Regions from separate parts of the Homo sapiens genome. Here region 1 is linked to region 2. A link is a contact called in ENCODE Hi-C or POLR2A ChIA-PET data. All regions are on one chromosome and are shown on one strand. The core of a region is the stretch at or near the end of the contact, and the rest is flanking DNA. Distances in the headings are between cores, read along the strand shown.

Region 1 (3,112 bases), core at 274-2,773, 36 kb after region 2:
TCCCGAACAGTTCCAATTCCGTTTCCAGGTGGAGGGTGAGAAGGGCTTGAAAACTTGCCGGAGGCTTTGCACTTCCCAGCTGCGAAAGAAAAGGGCTTTAGTTCTTCCCCCTGCCTGTGAAGTCTGCACACCAGATTTACGCCCTCCCCCAGCTTCTGGCCGGGAGGCTTCTTGCCCCATTCAAATTGTTACCAAGTTCGGCTAGAGAATTCCTTCTCCCTGTGGAGTTTTATCCCCTGCTCCTCTGGCCACCCTCCTGAGGGATCCCTGTGATGCCAGGCAGTATTGGGCTGCTTGGGGACCCAGTGAGATCCTAGGGCCTCTCCACTGCCTCCTCCACCCCACCCTGTATTTTGCTTGGCTTTGATCTCTAACTTGACTGAGCTCCAGGTAAAGTCGGGAATTTCTCCTACAAGCAGACCTTCAAGTTCTGCAGTGGGGGTGTGTGTTTGTGCAGGAGTGTCTCCCTTTCCCACTTTTGCAATTGGGGCACTCACAGTATTTGAGATGTCTCCCAGGTCCTGGAGGAGCAGTCTGCTTCCTTCAGAGGGTTTATGGGTCCTCTTAAGATTGCTGTTTTGTTCTTGCAGGTGATCTGGATTATGCAAGAACAAAATGCATGCTGCTCTGTCTGGAGCTGCAGTCTAGCCCTGCCTCTCGTCCACCATGATCCCTCAAGCCTCCCAGCATGGAATTATACTTTATATCATACACAAAATTAATTCAAAATGAATCAAAGACCAAAATTTAGGAGCTATAATTATTAAGCTATTAGACAAAAAATAGGTATAAATCTCCATGAACTTGGGTTAGTCAATGTTTCCTTAGATATGACACCAAACGTGAAAGCAACACAATAAAAAAATTAGATAAATTGGGCACCATGAAAATTAACATTTTTGTGCACAAAAGATAACATCAAGAAAATCAAATGACTATCCACAAGATGAAAGAAATTTTTGGCAAATCCTATCTCTGACAAGGAATGCTTACAACTTAAGAAGAAAAAGACATAAAAGCCAAATTGTAAAAGGGCAAAGGGTCTTTATAGAAATTTCTCCAAAGAATGTATGCCAGTGTCCAATGAACACAGGAAAAGATGGTCAACACCATTAGTCATCAGAAAAATGTAAATAAAAACTACAAGATATTACTTCACACTACTATGTCTTCAGTCAAGAGACAGATAATAGGAGTTGGCAAGCATGTAGTGACGTTGGAACCATTATACACTACTAGTAAGAATGTAAAATGGTACTACTTTAAAAAACAATCTGACAGTTTCTCAAAAGGTTAAACATAGAATTACCATATGACTCAGTATTTCCATCTCTCGGTATCTATCCAAGAGAAATGAAAACCTATGTCCACACAAAAACTTGTACATGAATATTCATAGCAGCATTATGCAAAAAAAGTGAAAAAACTAAATGTCTATCAATTGATTAAAGAAATAGATAAATAAAATGTGGTAAGTCTATACCATGGGATGTTATTGGGCAATAAAAAGAATAACAAAGGGACTTCCAGTTTCTGTTTCCATTTGAAAGGAACTGAAAGTTGTCACTCTGTTTTAACAAGTAAAAAGTTGGAAAAAAAAAAAACTGAAAAATCAACTCTGCTTAGATCCATAAGAGAAGTGAGGTGGCAGGGCAAACCACTGCGCCCAAAATTCAGGCAGGATTACTAATGGGTCAGCACCTTCAGGAATGAACGTGTGGATCACCCTGTCATGCATAGAATCACACCAACTGAGGTCCTTGCAGAGAGCAAAGGGAATATGGAATAGGTAGCAGAAAAGGGTAGTTAGAAATACCAACTGTGACTATATGACCATGTACAGAAATAAGTACTCTCGTATTTATCAGCATTTCTTTCTTATTTTGTTATGAATATGTTTGTGTATATTAACTATTTTTCTTTTCTTACTTATCATCTAATGTAATACATAGTAATAATGATTTACTTTATATCACAGCATTTAAGTTAAAGGATATCAAAGGAGAAGAAGGAATATCATGTACTTTGCATCCCCTTTGGGAAGGGATTAACATGTTTTAGGTTGTATTCGAGATAGTTGTGTTATGTGAAAGTATGACTTTATTATTGTCTTATTTGGATATTAAGATTTAAGGAAATGTGTAGGGTGCCAAGTTGACAATGGGGGGACAGTGATACTCACCTTTATGTGCCAACTTGATTGGACTGTTGACTTTATCTGTCAACGGTCCTCAGTTATTTTATCAAACATTAATGTAGGTGCTTCTGTGAAGATATTTTGGAGATGTGATTAAAGTCTTATCTATAAGGAGGGCAATTTTTTCTAGATAATCTGGTTGGACCTGATTTAATTGGTTGAAAGATCTTAAAAACAAAGGTAAGGGTTTCTAGAAGTAAAAATTCCACCTGTGGACAGCAGCTTCAGCCTACCCTTGAGAGTTCTAGCCTGCCCTGTGGATTTTAGACTTTGAGCTAGCCAGCTTACACAATCATGTTAACTAATTCCTTGCAATGAATAATATATATTCCCCACTGTTTTTATTTGCCTGGTTGGACACTGACTACTACACACATTGGTAACAAAAGCAGTTGAAAAGGACAGATTTTGGTATGCTAAATAATGACTCCACCTTCCCCCAAGATGTCCATATCCTTATCTTTGTATTGATAGTGAGGAAACTTATATGTATGTGTGTACTCACATACACATACATGTACATATGTATATGTCACATCTCCAAAATATCTTCATAGTAGCACCTACATTAATGATTGATCAAATAATTGAGGACTGTAACCCAGTCAAGTTGACACATAAAGAAAGACTATCACTGTACATGTATCACATGTACATACATATATGTGTGTGTATATATGTATATATGTATGTATATGTGTGTGTATATATACATATGCAATTTACATATGTGTATATATAGATGTGTATGTGTGTGTATATATATATGCAAGTAAATTCATATATATATATATTATTATTTTGAGCATCCCCATGCAAGTAAATTGGAAAGCCTAAATGAAACACAAACTTTCTTAGGAAAATACAGGTTACCAAAATTGAAAGCATATAAAAGATCAACTCTCACAGATGAAG
Region 2 (3,279 bases), core at 377-2,876:
GAGCTAAGCTATGAGGATGCAAAGGCATAAGAATGATACAATGGACTTTGGGGACTTGGGGGGAAGAGTGGTAGAGGGGCAAGGGATAAAAGGCTACAAATAGGGTGCAATGTATACTGTTTGGATGATGGGTGCACTAAAATCTCACAAATCACCACTAAAGAACATGCTCATGTAACCAAATATCACCTGTATCCCAATAACCTATGGAAAAAATATAAAAAGAAGGAAACAGCTAAGCAATGTGTTGAGAAAAGAGTATTTCAATGAGAGAGAACTTAAATGCAAAGACCATGAGATCTGTACAGATGTTATCTCCTTTATCCTCACTATGTTTCTGTAAGGGAGGTAGTGTTAGGCAAATTTTATAGATAGCAAAATGGAACCACAGAACTAACACACATAAGATCACTTTGTCAGCTAGCAAACAGGATGCCATGATATGAGCTCAGGAGTCTTTGACCACCACCAGCCTTCTCTTTCTGCACCCCCATGCTGCTTCGTGGGATCTAAAGCGCAACTTAAATGCATGTCCCTGCAAGGAATTCCAGAGGAAGAGAGGTTCCTATCCCAAATATAGGTAAATCTCCTAGATGGTTCTGGTTCTTTGTTTTCTTTCCACTAATCAATATGCAAGAAAGACTTATTTGGATCTATTTGTTTATTAATTCATTCAATAGATTTTTTGAGTGTCATTGCATAAACGTACTATTTGCATTTAAAATTCAGAATGCAGCCATGGTAAATAGTATGAACTATTTTCTTTCAAGGAATTGAGAGTGGTTTTGTTTTTAGTATATTGTCTGGAAATCCTAGCCGTATAATCCACTTTACCAAAAGTTACATGGAAGGATATAAAACTATTATAGATTAAAAGTCTTCCTGTCAGTTGGCTGAAAATTATCTGTAACATTTAATATGTGACTCTGTTTGGAAAAAAATATAGCCAACCACCTTTTTAATCCTCTTTTCGATGTTTTGGGAAACATAAAGTTGGGATCTTTTCATTCATTTGCAAAATAAAACAGTATTTTTTAAGGCATTGATTTATATTTCATTTAAGGCATTGAATTGTTTTATTATTGAGCCTGTCTCTGAACTCTGAGAAATTCCAAGGGAAAGAATTAAAGATCTTCAATTCAGTCTTGCCTAAATCTACTATTTTCAACCAACTTTTTTTCTGCTGTGCTTTCTTGCGTATTTTCTTAATGGATAGATAGGACAATGGTACAGCAGAAATAATGAATGTTTATCTACCACTTCCATTAAATATGTCAATGCTTTTATGAAAGGAAATCTATGGTTACTTAAGCCAATGCCTGCACTTAGTACTCAGCCATAACCGTTCTCATACCTGGAATCTAAAGAGGTAGCATCAGTAATCTGTACACACTAAGTACTTAATATTGCTCAGTGGAAAGAGAAATGCTGTTATATATTACTCTACATTTTTCATAGTCTTTATAATGTTTTATATCCAAATGTATCATTATGTAGTTTCACTGATCAGTAAGAGAGCTAGATCGTGTAAGCTTTATAAGAACGTTGGCTTTTACTCAAAGGGGATGAGAAACTATCAGGGGATTTTGAGTAGGGATGACATCATCTGGCCTTTGTTTTTTAACAGAACAAATCTGGCTGCTGTTATGAGTGTAGACCAAAGGCTGGATGGATAGAAATGAGGAAATGAGATAGGAGGCAGAGCAGTAATTTTGGTGGCAGGTCATAGTGCCTTTGTATAGGGTAACAGAATATGCTAGAGCCTAGAATACAGGCATCAAGCTGTTATGAGCTTGGCATTTTTACCACTGTATCCCCAGGGTGTGGAATCATTTCTGGAGTATAGCAGGAGCTCAGTAATTCTTGCTGCATGCATGAATGGATGGATAGACTGACAGTTTTTCACACTTATGTCTTCTCCCCATCTGTTTATTACTTAAGTTTTAACATCTAAGCTACTTGCCTCATCCTCACAGTTTTTAAACTAAAGCAAAAGTGAAACAAAAGCAAAACAGCCAAGTTTCTTCTAAATTTAATTGAATTCAACAAGTCTTTTTTTAAAGCACTTTTATGTGGTTTCTTTGGGCTATTAAGGATATCAAATGCCAACAGAATGTTCTAAGACTGTTAGATGAGATTGTTGCTTAGGGTCACAGCTATGCCACAGCACCACAATTTACTTTAAAATTAAGATTGCTACATAGTTTTAATTTCCTCCTCAGAAGGGCAATAACCTTTCAATGAATCAGACTCGGCTTTTTCTGCTTACTATAAATGGGACCATGTGACCATTACATTACAAAGTGCATAAATGGCAGGCTATATTAGAAAAGTTTGGGGACAAGGAGCACAAGAATGTATTGGGCACATAACCTTTTTGTGTGATAAAGAAGATAAATAAGAAGACATGCAAACAGATGTGTTGATACATATAAAGAAACACTGAATAGATATAGAAGCAACTAAAAAGGCTGATTGCAAGGCTCAGGAGATAAATTGGATGGACAGGGCAAACTTTTTGTTTTCAATTTTTTTTTTATACTTTAAGTTCTAGGGTACATGTGCACAATGTGCAGGTTTGTTACATATGTATAGATGTGCCATGTTGGTGTGCTGCACCCATTAACTCCTCATTTACATTAGGTATATCTCCTAATGCTTTCCCTCCCCACTCCCCAAACCCCATGACAGGCCCCAGTGTGTGATGTTCCCTTTCCTGTGTCTAAGTGTTCTCATTGTTCATTTCCCACCTATGAGTGAGAACATGCGGTGTTTGGTTTTTTTTCTTGGGATAGTTTGCTGAGAATGATGGTTTCCAGCTTAATCCATGTCCCTACAAAGGACATGAACTCATCCTTTTTTACGGCTGTATAGTATTCCATGGTGTATATGTGTCACATTTTCTTTTTTTTTTTTTTTGTATTTCCACTGTTTTATTTTAAAAAATGAGTAATTTATTATAAGTATATTTAGGTATCACTGTTTTGTCTAATCTTTTATTTTATTTTATTATTATTATACTTTAAGTTTTAGGGTACATGTGCACAATGTGCAGGTTAGTTACATATGTATACCTGCGCCATGCTGGTGTGCTGCACCCATTAACTCATCATTTAGCATTAGGTATATCTCCTAAAGCTATCCCTCCCCCCTCCCCCCACCCCACAACAGTCCCCAGAGTGTGATGTTCCCCTTCCTGTGTCCATGTGTTCTCATTCTTCAATTCCCACCTATGAGTGAGAATATGCAGTGTTTGGTTTTTTGTTCTTATGATAGTTT

The links. Hi-C counts contacts between places; a loop is a spot of excess contacts on that map. ChIA-PET counts read pairs that join two places held with the same protein, here RNA polymerase II (POLR2A). Pooled maps may share reads with other maps.
Region 1: a map with no recorded cell type shows a loop between it and region 2 (4-fold over the local background). The contact joins two enhancer-like sites. A Hi-C loop is called at or near these places in 1 of 168 maps with a recorded cell type or tissue (naive thymus-derived CD4-positive, alpha-beta T cell), 5 of 37 single-sample maps with no recorded cell type and 3 of 50 pooled maps. POLR2A ChIA-PET finds 5 or more read pairs at or near these places in 1 of 52 experiments (PC-9).

The regions. Positions count from the first base shown.
Region 1 is chr12:38,385,233-38,388,344 of GRCh38, forward strand. No RefSeq gene overlaps it. Among named protein-coding and RNA genes, the nearest start is that of ALG10B, 70 kb to the left of the region's middle. RefSeq lists enhancers at 1-677, 1-70. Within about 2 kb of position 1,524, at least 3 of the 41 ENCODE cell types and tissues checked have a DNase peak (open chromatin) inside an H3K27ac peak, as active enhancers do.
Region 2 is chr12:38,349,190-38,352,468 of GRCh38, forward strand. No RefSeq gene overlaps it. Among named protein-coding and RNA genes, the nearest start is that of ALG10B, 34 kb to the left of the region's middle. RefSeq lists an enhancer at 1,561-1,640. Within about 2 kb of position 1,627, at least 2 of the 41 ENCODE cell types and tissues checked have a DNase peak (open chromatin) inside an H3K27ac peak, as active enhancers do.